Linked DNA regions of Homo sapiens: region 2 is linked to region 1. The links are chromatin loops, found by intact Hi-C in ENCODE. Cell type or tissue: PC-9. All regions are shown on one strand. Each heading gives the region's core, and the rest is flanking DNA. Links, peaks and the distances in the headings are about the cores only. Region 1 overlaps EYA2 (EYA transcriptional coactivator and phosphatase 2). Region 2 overlaps EYA2 (EYA transcriptional coactivator and phosphatase 2).

What was found. A loop is a pair of places that touch in the nucleus more often than their neighbours do. Peaks named below come from ENCODE experiments on the same cell type or tissue, not always from the same donor. Only the 100,000 strongest peaks of a DNase experiment are listed, where the experiment ranks them.
Region 2: a loop joins it to region 1, with 7 times the contacts of the local background. A loop is called at or near these places in 1 of 110 quality-filtered maps.

Annotation. Positions count from the first base shown.
Region 1 is chr20:46,951,256-46,959,587 of GRCh38, reverse strand. The region is part of intron 1 of EYA2 (EYA transcriptional coactivator and phosphatase 2); the gene reads right to left. Among named protein-coding and RNA genes, the nearest start is that of EYA2-AS1, 54 kb to the right of the region's middle. In PC-9, for the core only: no CTCF peak of the experiment used is centred there; DNase peaks (open chromatin) are centred at 367, 3,817 and 4,977; H3K4me3 peaks cover 739 bases; H3K27ac peaks cover 3,104 bases.
Region 2 is chr20:47,142,124-47,150,455 of GRCh38, reverse strand. EYA2 (EYA transcriptional coactivator and phosphatase 2) reads right to left here. Exons shown (of 16, transcript NM_005244.5): 10 at 7,308-7,397. Among named protein-coding and RNA genes, the nearest start is that of MIR3616, 21 kb to the left of the region's middle. In PC-9, for the core only: no CTCF peak of the experiment used is centred there; a DNase peak (open chromatin) is centred at 3,575; H3K27ac peaks cover 466 bases.

The sequences.
Region 1 (8,332 bases), core at 307-8,306:
GCAGGAGGAAGCTGAGGAGGATGCCGTGGGAGGCGGGAATGGAATAAAGTTCTGCAAAGGGACAGGGCCTCACTGCGATCAGCTAAAGCAGTAACAGAGGAGATTCTGCCCTTCACTCCACACCCCTGCCACAGAGAACACTTGGCAATGTCTGGAAACCTTTTTGATTGTCACAATTCCAGAGGGTAGAGGCCAGGGATACTGCTAAACTAATGCTACAATGCACAGCATCAGCCCCCACCCCCAACAAAGGAATGGTCCAGTCCCAAATCTCCACAGTGCCAAGGGGAGAGACTCTGAACTAAGGGGAAGGGCTCTATGTACACAATGACAGATGCAAATGCAACCAGAAAGGTCTTTGTGACTCAGTCAGGTCATTCTGCACATATTACTCATCCACTGCATATTTATTTCCTGAGCATCTACTCTGTGTTGGGTGGTTTCCAACAAATGAAGGTTCCTCAGACAGTGTGGCGATTCCTCAAAGTCCTAAAGACAGAAATAACATTTGACTCACAATCCCATTACTGGGTATATACCCAAAGGAATGGAAATCATCCTATTATAAAGGCACATACACGTGTATGTTCACTGCAACACTATTCACCATAGCAAAGACACAGAATCAACCTAAATGCCCATCAATGATATACTGGATAAAGAAAATGTGGTACGTATCCACCATGGAATACTATGCAACCATAATAAAGAACGAGATCACGTCCTTTGCAGGGACATGGATGGAGCTTGAGGCCATTACCCTTAGCAAACTATCACGGGAACAGAAAACCAAGTACTGCATGTTCTCACTTAATAGGTGCGAGCTAAGTGATGAGAATACATGGACACACAGAGGGGGACAGCAGACACTGGAGCCTATTGGAGGGTGGTGGTGGGAGGTGGGAGAGGCTCAGGAAAAATAACTAACGGGTACTTTATGGGTAACGAAATAATCTGTACTACAAACCTCCATGACGCAAGTTTGCCTATAGAACGAACCTGCACACGTACCCCTGAACTTAACAGTTTAAAAAAATGAGGGTTCCTCATGGACAAGTTGTCTCTCATTTCCATAATGCTACTATCTTCATACCAGCCATCAGTGAAAAACTATATAACATGTTCATGTTTTTTTTTCATAATTACACGTGAGCTCAGATTCATTTAAAAAATCACCAAACTTTATTGCAACCAGGCTCATTTTGTCTCCCTGCCTAAGTCATCCCCATCATGGCTCAGTTGGCGAGAAATGAGGGCATTTTCAAGGTTTGGTTAAAGTTTAGATTCTCTCTCAAAGGAGCAGGAGAGCCTGTGGGGAATGCTGGGCACAGGAACAACTTTGGAAAACTGTCCCCAGGCAGCAGCGTGGCAGGAGGCAGAGAGGGAGACACAGGCGCAGCTGAACCCATTTACCAGACTCGAGTTCTAGCTTAAGCAAAAAATGCCATCACTGCAAGCGAGGGTGTGATGGTGAGAATAAAGTGTTCCAGTGGATCAAGAGCTATTTCGGAGCCATGGTGATAAGTCTTAGCGATCAACTTTGATACAGCAGGGGAGGGATTGGGAAGAGGCCAGCAAGTCTTCCAGGCTTTCAGAGTGAACTCTGAGTGGATGGTAGAGCTCATGACCACTGGGAAGGCAGTTGGTAGGGAGAGCAGGGAATGTAGTTTGGGACAAATTGCAAGTTGAGAAGCTTATACATTTTATTCACAAGAGAGCCCTAGAACCCTCAGTGGATGCATTTCTTGTGGCTGCTGTAAGAAAGAAGCACAAACTTGGTGGCTTACAACAGAAATTTATCCTCTTGCAGTTCTGAAGGACAGAAGTCCAAACTCAGTATTGCTGGGCCACAATCCAGGTGTCTACAGGGCCATATTCCATCCAGAGGCTCCAGGTGAGAATCCATTTCAGCCTCTGGTGTCCACCAGCAAACCTTGATTTGTGGCTGCATCACTCCAAGCTTCAAGGCCAACATCTTCAAATCTCTGTCCTGTCTTCACATTGTCTTCGTGTGTGTGTGTGTGTGTGTGTGTGTGTGTGTGTGTGTGTGTGTGTGTGAAATCTCCTTCTGCCTCTCTCCTATAAGAACAACTGTGATCTCATTTGGGGCCAACCTGGATAATCCAAGATAATCCCCCATCTCAAGATCCTTAACTGAATCCCATCTGCAAAGTATTTTTGCCACATAAGGTGACATGTACAGTTTCCAGTGATAAGAACCTGACATCTTCCTGATATCTTATTCAGCCTGGTATTGACTAGTTTTTAGAGTGAAATTTTAGCAAGTGTGTATAATTGATAGGCTTGCCATTGATAGGCTATTAGAAGCAGTAAAGAAGGAGGAAGGGGTACAGTAACCCGCAGGGGTAAAGAGCTGACCAGAGGTCCCAAGGACATGACAGTATCATAGAATACTTAAAAAATACAAGCTTGCAATAGCAGAGGTGCATTTATTGAGTGCTTCCTACATACCAGGCCCTGTTGTAACTGCTTTACCTCAAGTAAGTCATTTAATTTTAGAGAAAGTGATATGGTTTGGCTCTGTGTCCCCACCCAAATCTCTCCCACCCCATATCATGGGAGGGACCCAGTGGGAGGTAATTAAATCATAGGGTTGGGTTTTTCCCATGCTGTTCTTGTGATAGTGAATAAGTCTCACAAGATCTGATGGTTTTATAAAGCAGAGTTTCCCTGCACATGCTCTCTTTTGCCTGCTGCCATGTAAGACATGCCTTTTGCCTTTCATGATTCTGAGGCCTGTGAGTCCACTAAACCTCTTTTTCTTTATAAGTTATCCAGTCTCAGGCATGTCTTTATTAGCAGCGTGAGAACAGACTAATACAGGCAGGGATGCTTATGTGCCCACCAAATCCAGATATTCTTCCTCCTGAACACAGATCTACGCTGCATTTCTCAGTCTCCTTGCAGTTAGGTCCAGCCAGTGACTGAGTTCCGGCTAATGGACCATGAGCAGAAGAGATGTGTGCAATGTGTAGGGCTGGCCATTAAGACCTTGGATACCAGACCCTTCCCTCTCTTTTCTCATCTACCTGCTGATTGGACTTGCCTCTGAGACACTATAGGGAGAAAGACCTATGCAATGGAAAGGACCTGGGCCCTTGGTTGACCACATGGAGGACACCCATCTACCAGGAACACTGTTACTGGTCCTTAGGTGAGAGATCCATTGTGACTGTGTTAAGCCCTGAGAATATAGGGTTTATTTGTTACAGCAGCTGACATTACCTTAACCAATACAGATCCTCTATCCATTCGATGGAATTTTATGCAGCTGTTAAAAACAATAAGTAGGGGTTATACCCATTGCTTTGGAAGCAATTCCATGAATATCACTGATGGGCAAAAAATCAGATGCTAAGCAGGTGTAATGTATTATTTTTAAAAAACAATCAGTGATTCTTCCTGCCACCTGCTCCCACAAAAAACCTAAACCAAACTAAACACCAAACCTGAATACATCTGTTTAGGAACACAAAAGTATGAAGAAAAATGTGGAAGACAAAAAGGTCAGGGGTTGGCAAGTTATAGCCTGAAGGCCAAATCTGGTGCACTTCCTGATTTTGTAAATAAAGTTTTATTGGAACACAGACACACCCACTTTGCTTACATATTGTCTAGGGCTGCTTTCATGTTATGATGACAGAACTGAGTAGTTGAAATGGAGATTGCATGGCCTGCAAAGCTATAAATATTTACTATCTGGCCCTTTACAGAAAAAGTTTGCCAATGCCTGTACTCAGTGATCAACATAGGAAAGATTAAGATTGTAACATATAAGCAACATGAACTACTATTAGTAACAAAGCAGATAAGATCTAGATGTACTAACAGTGAAAAAATGTCGAGATTATGAAAGTGGAGACTAGCAAATTGTGGTGTGTAAAATCTGATCCTCTTTTTGTAAAAAGAAAACTCTATGAATTTGTGGATGATTTTTATATTTATTAAAACATGTCTGCAAGGGTATATACCCAACAATTAACAGGGGTTATGTCAGAAAAGATCTATTTTTACTTTATATACTTCAGCATCATTTTATTGCTCTATGATAAGCATGTTAATTACTTTTGTAATTAAAAATGAAACCAAAAAAGGAAAAGAAAGTCACAAGAAACCTGAACCCCAAAGTGTGTAGAGGTTTCTGGTGAGGTGGCCTTTGTTCTTGAGTATAAAAGTGGTCCTTATATTTATTCAGATTCTCTAAGTGCCAGGTGTGAGGCCTGGCTGACACACAGTAGGTGCTCATTAAATAAATAATGACAGCTGGGCCCGGTGGGCCTGGTGGCTCACGCCTGTAATCCCAGCTACAGGCTGAGGCAGGGGAATTGCTTGAACCCAGGAGGCGGAGGCTGCGGTGAGCCGAGATCGCGCCATTGCACTCCAGCCTGGGCAACAAGAGTGAAACTCCATCTCAAAAAAAAAAAAAAATGACTGCATGAACGAGTGTGGAAGGAAATGAATAATGCAGCAAAAGAATGAAAAAGAAGAGAGAAGAGAATGAAAACCTGCCTTCCTCTGCTCACCCATCAAGCACCAGGAAATCAACTCAGGCTGAGAAAAGGCCTGCAGGACGTGCCGACATCCATTTTGACCTTACGAATGGCCAAAGATACTGATAGTGCTTCTTCCCTACTCCCAAAATCAAGGCAAATGACACACATGAAAAACCTCGAGTAAATTTTCTGCCAAAGATTTTCAGCTGCAGACCACCAACCCAGCTTCCCCTTGGCTCTGAGAATGCCTCGTAGTAAGAACTGACTGTTAGCAGAACCTATTTCCCTGGGGACGCAGCTCAGGGTTGACATGAACTCACAGTCTCGAGCAGAACGAAACTGTGAGGAGAGGTGGCTATCGGTGGCATCTCCTGGTGTTTGAGGAATGACGCACAGGGTTTCTTCACTTGCTCGGCTGAAAGGAAGGAGCATCTGTTTATGTTGTTGCTGCTGTTTTGACACTGGCCACTCATCGGCATGGTATTTGTGGAGAGAGGTGGCATAAAAACTGTATTAGTGTGTTCCCTCAAAGAGAGCGAGCTGCCAGGAGACTGCGTGCTACGCAAATCTTTTGTCCACAAACCACAAGTCAAAATGAGTTGGAATTTAGAGAGAAACACAGCTGTGTGGGTTGAGACATTGCTTCTTTACTGTAAGCTCCTAAATTTACCGATTTTATTTTTCTTATTTGCCCCCCTTCCTTCCTCCCTGTCTGTTTCCCTTCTTCCACAAATATTTATTGAACTTTTACTATGTGCCGATCGTTGTTCTAGGAGTGAGGCATGGAACAGCAAATTAAACAATGTCTCAGTCCCCCTGGAGATGATGCTCTAGTAGGGGTGACCTACAATAAACAGGAGGCGCTTAAATATTCATGACAGGGTGATCAGGGAAGGCCTCTCGGAGGAGGTGATATTTGAGCAGACCCCTGAAGTGGATGAGCAAGTGATGTGAAGAGGAGGTAGGAAAGAGCAACAGGACAGAGCAGCACATGCAAAGGCCCTGGGATGGAAATGAGCTGGATGTGTCTGAATGTCAGAAAGAAGAATCGTGTGGTTGGAACATGATGAGAAAGGGTCACAGGGAGAGAAGAACATGTCCAAGAAGTAGCCAAGGGCCAGCTCACACAGGGCCTTGTAGGCCCTGGGGAAGCTAAGTGTATTGGGAATTTGCTGGAAGGTTCTGAACAGGAGAGTGGCATGGTCATCCCAACGAGAGCTCCTTTGCTCCTACTTATTCACGCGATCTATGCCTATTCAAGGAAAGTTGGAAACCACAGAAAAGAAAAAGGAAAGAAAAATGCCACCCATGATCTTAGCATCTGTGCTGGTGGTTCTGAATGGCAGTGATTTTACTTCCCAGTGGACAGTTGGCAATGTCCAGAGACACTTCTGGTTGTCATAACTGGGGAGGGAGAGGAACTGGGGAGGGAGAGGCCAGGAATACTGCTAACCATCCTACAAGGCACAGGACAGCGCCATAAGGAAGAATTATCAGGCCCCAGTGTCCGTACATCTGTCCATACCGCTGATGTTCTCAAGGCCAACTCTAAACCTGTGTTTGGGGACATTTCTCCCACTTCCAACCCGGCTCATTCTAATCTACTTTCATTTTTAGTGTACATGAGCTCCTACCTAATCTTCTATGTTGATGCTTCCTTTCCACCGAACAGGAAAACATAACCATTCCCCAAGATTTTGTTCTAACACTACCTATGATGGTGTCACTTTCCTTAGCACTGAGGTTCCATAACCAGGTCCCATAACTCTTGGGTTAACCCGCGGAGTTCTCAAGCCCTCAGACCCCAGCATCCCCATGTGTAAAGTGGGGTTAACAGTACATCTGCCTCAGAGGGTAGTCATGAAGATGAAACGAATTAGAATATGTAAAGCATCAGTGACACACACTAAATATTATAGGAACATTTGCTATGATCACAACTCAAGTATCTCCCTTTCGTGTTTTCCAAGTTTTAATATTAGGAATAATGCTGTTAAAAGTATTTTTAAAGATAGATTTCCACGACTTCAAATATTGGGTCTCTCAGAGTGGGATGACATTTGAAAATTGAACTCTATGAGCTGTGCAAAACTGTCACAGGGTGAAATAGGAATGTTTCAGGAAGTCTCATTTTTCATGTGTTTAGATGTGCAACGACTCCTGATAGAGAGTTTCCCTGGGCAAAACACCTTCACTTTGCATCTTAAGATAATTGGGAATGCAACCTCTTACATAAAAGCATCCTTAGGGTGCCCTGCTTGGGATGCGGGGCTGATCTGGTATGAGGTTCTTATTTCAGCAAGCGTGGGCAACCCCTGCCCCGGGGAAGCCAGTGGGGCTGAACTCGCAGGCCTCAGCCTGCCAGGAAGAGCTCCAGGTGATGCCTCCAGGTGCGGGGTGGCCTGCGGAGGGGACCAGGCTTTACTTTTCCATTGTGTGCGGCCTCTGGACCAAACAGGAGCTCTAGCAAAATGCCCAACTCCCTCCTTATTCCGGTGGGTGCTTGCTCTGCCCTTCACTGTTCAGCAGAGGAACTAGAAAAGCACAGAGCTGCACAAAGGAGGTGCTCAACAAATCCTTGTTGAATGAATGAATGACTGATGAACAAACGGCCAAAGCTATTGATTCATCACACCGATTTCTAAAAGGAGGTTAAATGAGGCCAGCTTCTGGCTTGCTCAGAGTAAAATCTAAAGAGCCAAGCGCAACCCATGAGGCCCTGTCTGATCCCGCCCCTGACTTCTGGAGCTCAGATCCCGCCACCCTCCATCTCTCACACTGGCCTCCTAGTGGTGGTCCCTCAAGCCCCATCCCCCACCAAGCATGCTCTCCTTTCAGACATGCCCACGGCTCTCCCTGCCCCTCTCAGGCCTCTGCCAGAGAGACCTCCCTGACCACCCTACCTTAAGGAGGGTCCCTCACTACTCCTGCCCCATTGCTCGGCGGAGTTCTTCTCCATTGCATTTCTCACCCCCGGACACATTCATTACACACGTGCCTTTGTCTGTTTCTTGTCTGTCTCTACCCTCCAGAAACTATGATTCACAGAAAGAGAGACTTGTGGGCTTTCAACACCAATAGTCATGCCTGGTATAAGTAGGAGCATAATAAATATTTGTTAAGAGAGAGGAAGGAAGAGGGAGAGAGGGAAACTGACAATGTCAGGAGGTGGCAGAATTCTTCAGAGAGGCTCTGATGCTTCTGAATATTTCTCTGGGAACCCTGTTATCCCTGTTTCACAAATGAAGGAACTTAGGCTCTGAGAGGTTGAACTTGGCCCATCTGATCCTGAAATCCACACTCTCGCCCCCATCCTCTCCTGCCTGGGCCACAGATTAGTCACTTGAAGTTCAGATGACGAAAATTACCTGTATAAGGTCCCACAGCAGGTTAGTGGGGGAGCTGGGACAAGAATCTGAGTCCTCTGACGCCTGAGAGTGGTTTTATTACTCAGCTCCCTGGTGGCCCATGATGTAGAAGTGCATAGCCCGGTTGCCCTTCAGGGCTGTTGTGGGAACTTTGTTCTAATCCTCAGTGACTGGCACTCTTCTGCTTGTCCAGCAGACCCAGGATGTAGGTTATAACTGGTATCAACCAGAGTTTAGTTGCAGAGGGTAGAACCCACTACAGCTAGCTTAAGCAGGAAGGGGTTAATTCAGGCTAGCAAACGACTTAGAGAATTTCTGGGGAGGTTGGGGGCACAGACGCTAGGATAAGCTTTAGGGAATGCCAAAGCGACACCAGACAACTGGTTACTGCTACATGTGCTGTGACCAGAAAGCTGCTGGTTACAGAAAAAATCCCTCCATGATAGGCAC
Region 2 (8,332 bases), core at 54-8,053, 190 kb before region 1:
GCCTGGGCTTCTGGCATGGAAGAGCTGCCTTTCTGGCCCTAGACTGTTCACATTTCAGATTTCCTCATGAGAGAGAAACAGATCTGTGTTGTACTTAAGCCTCTTTATTTTGATGAGCTTGTATCCTAATTCATAGACAGCAGGGGGACAGTGAGAAGGCCGTGATGACGTCCAAGAGAAAGATGATGGTGACTTAGACCACAGAGGTAATGGCAAGGGGAGTGAAGAGAAGCGGACAGGGGCCAGGACCAGAGAATGCAGCAGAAACTCAGGTGAGGCAGGATGACGCCAGGTGCCTCCAACCTCAGCCACTGCTGTGCGACCATTGACTCCCTGGCCAGATGCATTAATTCCACCCTCCTGGGGCCAAACTCTTTGCCTCCCTCTTACTACTGCCCTCACCATGCCAGCCCCTGGACATCTTCTTCAGGGACAGCACCTCACTCAGGCACACCTCCTGGCTTCCAGAGGACACCCTGACATTGACAGATTGCCTGCTAAGGCAAGGGAGAGCAAGGAAGGCCCCCTCCTCAGTCCTGCTGCATCTTGCCTGCAAATCTTGCGTGTGTGTATGTGTGTATGTATGTATTTATTTACTTATTTTGAGATGAAGTCTTGCTCTGTTGCCCAGTCTGGACTGCAGTGGTGTGATCTCGGCTCACTGCAACCTCCGCCTCCTGGTTTCTGCTGCCTCAGCCTCCCAAGTAACTGAGATTACAGGTGCACGCCACCCTGCTTGGCTAATTTTTTTTTTTTTTTTTTTTTTTGTATTTTTAGTAGAGATGGGGTTTTGCCATGTTGGCGAGGCTGGTCTTGAACTCCTGACCGCAAATGATCCACTGTCTCAGCCTCCCAAAGTGCTGGGATTACAGGCATGAGCCATCGTGCCTGGCCCAAACTTGTGTTCTTTTAATATATACCAAGAAGAATGTGATGCCCAGCAGGCAGGGGGTACCTAAGACAGTTCTTGTCAACACACCTGCCATTTTAACCAAGAGGATGGGGGCCGTTACAATCTTTAGGGCCACCAAACGCCATGGATGTGGATAGCAAATCACCAGAGAGTTTCGGTGGTGTGATGAGCTGATAATGAAAATCTGCAACTGGAGAGTCAGCCTATCTTCTCTGTCTACTTTAGATCCCTTTTCTTCTGGCTTTATATCTATTTATGATGCCTTTGTTTATAGGTACCTTTGCTTGTTAACTTCTTTTTCATGCCCGAACTAAATGTCCCCTTGCTGAAATTTGGAATCATCTTTAATCACACTGCCTATAAAATTTCAGCCATTCAACATAAATCTAGGTTTTAAATGTATTTTAAATTAAAGTTGTGACATCTCAAAACATAAATAATACTTGTTTTTTTTTTTTGTTTTTTGGAGATGGAGTCTCCCTCTATCGCCCAGGCTGGAGTGCAGTAGCACAGTCTCGGCTGCCAGGCCTCCCCAATCTCTTCTTCTCACAGGGCAGGGCTGAACAGTATCTCCTCCTGGCTGCATCCGAGCCCAGAAGTCAAAACCTAAGGGGTCCCTGCTTGGCTGGGACAGAGGCCGCAGACCTAGGTCCAGCTCTGACTCGACAGTGGCACATCCCTGTGAAGTAGGGCTTGGGGGCTTCCCATGAACAGCTTTCAGAGTGAGTGCAGTAGAGTGGGGCTGGAGGACAGTTTTGACAGATCTTGAGCAGGTGCTTGAATTTTAACCCAACATCCACCCTTACCCATGACCCAGGTGACATTTCAGAGGAGGGTTCACCTGCCCTGCAAAGTAAGAGCTGCAAAATCAGCAGCTCTTGCACAAAGGCAAAGTGGCAGGGAGCAGGGGAGGGAGTGTCGATATTTATGCCCAAGCTGCAGCAGTTGGCTGGGACCCAGGCCTGGTCTGCTCATGACTGTCATCATCTTTGTCATATTTCTGTTGCCTATACTTTTATAAAATGATTGTAAAATCAGGGGTCGGCAAGCTAGTTATAGTTTTCTAATTCACAGTAAAATAAATATGTAGCAATTAAACAATTTGCCCTGGTACCATAGAACCCCCACTTGCCTATCCCCAGGGACACATGTAGCCCCTGTAGCCCCCTGGTGGAAAGGCCCCCACATTGGGCAGGTATGCCAGGCTCTGTGCTGACTGCTTTCACATAGCTCCATCCTTACAGCCCTAGATGGTGGGGGCTTTTCTTCCACCCATTTAACAGATGAGCAAACTGAGGCTCAGAGGGATGGAGAGACTTGCCCAGGTTAGGAGATGGTGGATCCAGGACTCAACAGCAGATGGAACTGATTAGAAGGCTTTTGTCCTCAACTTGGGACATGCGTGCAGAATATCCTAAGATACAGCTGCATGTGGCACCTTCTGTGTCCCGGACCATTTTTTTTTATTCTTTTTTTTTTTTTTTGAGACAGAGTCTTGCTCTGTCGCCCAGGCTGGAGTACAGTGGGGCGATCTCTGCTCACTGCAGCTTCCGCCTCCTGGGTTCCAGTGATTCTCCTGCCCCAGCCTCCTGGGTAGCTGGGATTACAGGCGCCTGCTACCACACCTGGCTAATTTTTGTATTTTTAGTAAAGACGGGGTTTCACCATGTTGGCCAGGCTGGTCTTGAACTCCTGACCTCAAGTGATCCACCCGCCTCGGCCTCCCAAAGTGTTAGGACTACAGGCGTGAGCCACCGCACCAGGCCAATCCTGGACCATTCTTTAAACCCCACAGATTCTTTCCCCTGGGAGTCTGGAAGTTGCTGATTTAATGCGGATGCCTGCTTCAATCCTTGTCCTCTGGAGTCTGTTCTCCACCAGGCAGCCAGAGGCAGCTTCTGAACCAAAGTCACATCATGTTGTTCCAAACCCTCCAGTGGCTTTTGTCACCCTTGGCTGTTACCCAAAGCCTTACAATGGCCCAAAGGCGTCACCCTCATTGCCCACCACAATTCTTCCTGTTCCCTCTGCTTCAGTCTTGCTGGTTTCCTCCCAGTTTCTGGAGCCCATCAACTCTAATCATACCTTGGCCTTTGCACAGTGCTTCTATCTGGAACACTCTTCACCCAGATATCGGCATGGCCTCCTCCTCCACCTCCTTCAGGTCTTTGCTCAAAAGTCAGAAGAGCCTGGGTGCGGTGGCTCACACCTGTAATCCCAGTACTTTGGTATTTTGGGGGTTGAGGAGGGTGGATCACTTGAGGTCAGGAGTTCGAGACCACCGTGCCCAACAAGGTGAAGCCCTGTTTCTACTAAAAATACAAAAATTAGCTGGACATGGTGGCGTGTGCCTGTAATCTCAACTACTTGGGAGGCTGAGGCAGGAGAATCGCTTGAACCCAGGAGGCAGAGGTTGCAGTGCGACAAGATCGTACCTCCAGCCTGGACAACAGAGTGAGACTGTCTCAAAAAAAAAAAAAAAAAAAAAGTCAGAGGAGCCTCTCCTGGATATAACAAGTAAAAACCACAAAACAAAAGCCCTGGTGAGAGCCTCCTCCCTGACTCTCTTGGTCTCTCTTCAGAGCACTTTGCTCTGACATTATACTTTGCATTCCATTGTTTATGGTCAGCCTCCTGAACTGGAAGGTCAATGCCTTGTGGGCACGGGTCTTGCTGTGTTTGGTTTGCTGCTGAATCCACAGCATTCCATTAGGGCCTGGCAAATGGTAAGCCCTTCATAAAGCGCTGCTGGACGCGGGAAGGAACTCCCTTACAGGTGGTACTACTACAGGCTCGGAGAACAAAGGCTTCTGGCTTTGCCGGGCCTTGAGCACGCCTCTCTCTGGTCCACACAGCTTCCCTGGGCAGCTGCAGAAGGCTGTGCTTTAGATTTTGACAGGGACTGCCTTGCACCAACAAACAATATGTTTTCACTTGTGTGGATTTTAACTTCATCATCGTATAACGTGGTTTCAATTCTGCTGAGGTGCCCTGGGGGGCTTCTGGCACTGGGACATTTTCGAAATAAATTTAGAAAATAAAAACAAACTGGCTTCCCTAAGTAGCTCCAGCTGGTAATTAAGATCCTCCTTCCAGAGGTGCAACTTCGACTTCAGGGGCCAGACAGAAACAGCAGAGTGGGGCAAGACTCTGAAGACATCAGCTTGAAATACACAGAAATCCCACAAAATACCTGGCTTTGAGTCGCAGGTTCAACCAAGATCCACAAGGCGCCTATTCCATGCCTGGTGTTGTTACTGCAGTGGAGGTTCAAACTCATCTATCTGCTGCCTGATCTGGCATCTTCACCAGGGTGTCTCAGACATCTCAAACCCCACGTACCCCAGACAGGGGGATGGGATCCTCCACTGCATACCAAACACCTCTTCTGTTTTGCCCATCTCAGTGAAGGACAACACATCCTGGTCAGATCAAGCCCAGGAGTCCTTGCCACCTCTCTCTCCCCCAACCTCCACATCTAGTCTATCAGCAAGTCCTCTTGGCTTCACCTCACCCTCAAGTCCACGTCTTCCTACCACCTGGATCCAGTCCATTTTCTTCTCTTGCTTGGACTATTGCAGTAGCCTCTTGGCTGGTCTCTCTGCCTCCACATTTCTTTTCTTTTTTACTTTTTTTTTTTTTAAGATGGAGTTTCAATCTGTCGCCCAGGCTGGAATACAGTGGCTTGATCTCAGCTCACTGCAACCTCTGCCTCCTGGGTTCAAGTGATTCTCCTGCCTCAGCTTCCTGAGTAGCTGGGATTACAGGCACCCGCCACCACACCTGGCTAATATTTTTGTATTTTTAGTAGAGACAGGGTTTCATCATGTTGGCCAGGCTGGTCTTGAACTCCTGATCTCAAGTGATCCACCCGCCTTGGCCTCCCAAAGTGCTGGGATTACAGGTGTGAGCCACCATGCCCAGACCACATTTCTCCTCTGACTGCCCATTCTCCACACAGCAGCCAGAGAGGTCTTTTTAACACACAACCCAGACCATGTGGCTTTTCCTTCTTAATATCAGCTTGCCCCAGAGATGTCCAAGGCACTTAGAATGAGCTTCGATTGCTGTAATATCTCCTGCCCCAGGCTCATCTATCCTGGCCACCTCCATACTTTTACTCCTGCACTTCGGCCTCCATGCCTTCTCTCTGATCCCAGGGGCCTTCATGCTTGTTCTCACTCAGGACCTTTGCACTTGCTGTCCCCGCCCCACTGCCCCCGATCTCCATCTGAATGGGTGCTTGTCATCCTTTGGTTCAAGTGCTACTGCCTTAAGAGGCCTTCCCTGGACCGGCCCCCTCAAGAATGCTGCCCCCCAACCCTCCTCCATCCCCATCACTTGTTCTCACATCTGATTATTTTATTTTCTTCATATCCTTTTTATTATCATAAATGGTCTTGTTTATGGATTTGTTTGGTTGTTTACTGCCTGGGCCCTAGAGATTCAGGGTCAATCACACAGAGTGGTCCCTGTTCTCACAGAAGTGGGGGCAATAAGCAAGAATGAAAACAACCCTGGACTTTTCAACTACAAGGGCCAATAATTTCCACTTTTGGTTAAAACGAGTTGGGTTTTGATCTTTGCAATCGGCTGAGTCTTTACCGCATTAGGCTCCATAAATACTCACTGAATTCAACGGCCACAGTTTTTGTTTGTTTGTTTTCTCTCTTGTGTCCTTCGAGCCATAGACGTCATCGTGAAGCGAGCCTGAACTTTGCTTTTGAATAGAGACAGTCCCAAGCCTTGAAGCCAATGGTATTTATTCTCCATTGCTCCAAAGCTCTCTTTCTTCCTCAAGTTTCTACCTAGTTCTGCTCTTTGAAACAGATGTTGGGCAAAGAATACCAATTCCATTTTATAGATGTGAAGACTGAGGCCCAAGAGGCTTACATAGATTAGACAAAACACAAGACTGATTATTTCAGCAAGGATTCCTCTCTCTGGAACTCCAGCCTGCAGACTAGAAAGAAAAATCTGTATGCTTTCCTAATGATAAATATTAGTAGTGCCTTGGGCTAGCCAGGATGGATTTGAAATCCATAACCTTTATATTTCTACTTCAGTTTAGTCCCCAGGGATATTCCAGATTCCGGGAAAAAATATTCCTACTAAGAGAAATAGAATTGTTTTTTTGTATACAGTTTTATTTTAGATTGCCTTTCTTTTTCTTTCTTTTTTTTTTTTTTTGATGGTGTCTTGCTCTGTTGCCAGGCTGGAGTGCAGTGGCACGATCTCTGCTCACCGCAAGGTCCGCCTTCCGGGTTCACGCTACTCTCCTGCCTCAGCCTCCTGCGTAGCTGGGACTAAAGGTGCCCGCCACCATGCCCGGCTAATTTTTGTATTTTTAGTAGAGACGGGGTTTCGCCATGTTAGCCAGGATGGTCTCGATCTCCTGACCTTGTGATCCACCCGCCTCGGCCTCCCAAAGTGCTGGGATTACAGGCGTGAGCCACCGCGCCCGGCCGGTTGCCTTTACTTTTCAATCTGTTGAACCAATAAGGTGAACATAATTTACAAAGCCAGAAGATTTCCTTACTGATCCTTTTATCAGCCAAAACCCCTTCTTCACGTTGGAGAAAGTTGCTTGCTCTTTCATTAGAGAGAAGTAACTCATTGTATTTCCCTCTTTACTTTGGCTACCAGGAAGTGATACACTCTGAACTTGATTGCAATAGTTAGCCTGAGCCTGGATTTTTTTTGTGCAATGTCTTACCCTTATTCATGACATAGCTTTGCTTCCGCTTGCCTTTGTGTTACTAGTTCTATTCTAAATATGTTTCCCATTCGAAATCCTTTCTGACATAGGCTGGGTATAAACAAATGAATTCAATTTATTTTTGAAGCTGCTCTCCCGCTTTTTTCCCTATCTCCCTTGGATCTTGCTTACGGGCTCAGGAGCAGATACTTTAAATAAGCATATTCCCTCTGCTCACTCTCACTCTTTCTCTTTATAAAACATGCTTTCAGGGGAATGTAAATTGTTTTTAAAAGCTTCCACCCTGGGCCACTGCTAATTATTACTGACCCAGGAGGATCTGTACTAATTTGCCTTAATAAACTTATTAAATAGCAAATTTCAGGAGGAAGAAACTACATAGCCATTATTGGATTAGTAAAACTGCCAGTGGACACTACCACTGGAACAGAGAAGAGCCCGTTAACTGCACAGGAAAGCTAGGGAGATAATTGAGCTAAGTGTGTTTCCAATAAACCATCACCGGCCACAGTTTTGGGCCTTTTTGGGGGTTGTTAGCAAAAGTTTCAAGCTTCTAAAAGAAAAAGGAGAAAAAAAGAAAAAGAAAAAGAAAGGAAAGGCAGCATCCTTCTTCCCATAAACTAGATGCAGGTGATTAAACATGGCAAATATTAAATGAAATCAGCAACCACAAACCTCCAGGTCATTGAAGAACAGATGTGTATCTGCAAGGTTGAAGATCATCTCTTCCATCATAAGGCCAATGCGCACGGACGTCGTGGTGTCCTGCGAGGCAGAGAAGGGGAAAATCACATGCACGCGGAGCCTGAGGAATCTTAGCTACCCTTTTGGTCCCATTCCACTGCCGAAAAGCAGTTTTGGTTTTTCCTCATCTGCTCGGCTCACGCGTGGCCTAAAATGAGTCTCTGTGTGAGGCCGGTGTGATAATCATGTTGTACAGCTTCCGGGATCTCACTTCCAGTTTTCACCATTTCTTTTTACCCTTTCCAGTATTTAAATCTCCTGGAAAATGACCCTGGGATTGCAACAGTGTTCAGCGTTGCAAGGACACTTATCACAGATATGATATGGCTGTAATAAAACAGGGCCTCCTGGCAAATGCATGTTTTCAGGGGTTGCCCCCAACACATTTTTGTTTTCAGGGAGGTCTGGAAGATTTCAGTATAAACTACTGGGAGAGTTGGGATGTTGAGTCTCTCTCTCCAACAATCTCTCTAGGCACACTGCCTTACTCCCTCCTCTTGATATTTAAAAAAATCCCTGTTATCCAACAATAGAGGGTTAATGATAAAAACACACAAACACAAAGGCACTATGGTACATTCATAGGAGGGAAAACTAGGCAGCCATTATACAAACGAAGTCATTCTGGAGTTACTGATATGAAACTGTCATCAAGAGATACAGTACTAAGTAACAAAAGCAAGCTGCAACACAGCATAACGTATGAATTTGCACACTTGTGCAATGAAAGTGCCTCCTTTCTGTATACACAGTGTGGTAGACTGTACTGCTGTTCACCCATATTTGGGGTCCCTCCCTGAGGTGCTTCTCCCTGCAAAAGGAGGACATGTAGCAGGGGTTGGCAAGCTGCAGCCCCCACGCCATACCTGGCCTGCTGCTTGTTTTTGTATGACTAATGAGTTAAGAATGGTTTTTACATTTTTTTAGAAAATCAGTGTATTGTCTACACTGTACTA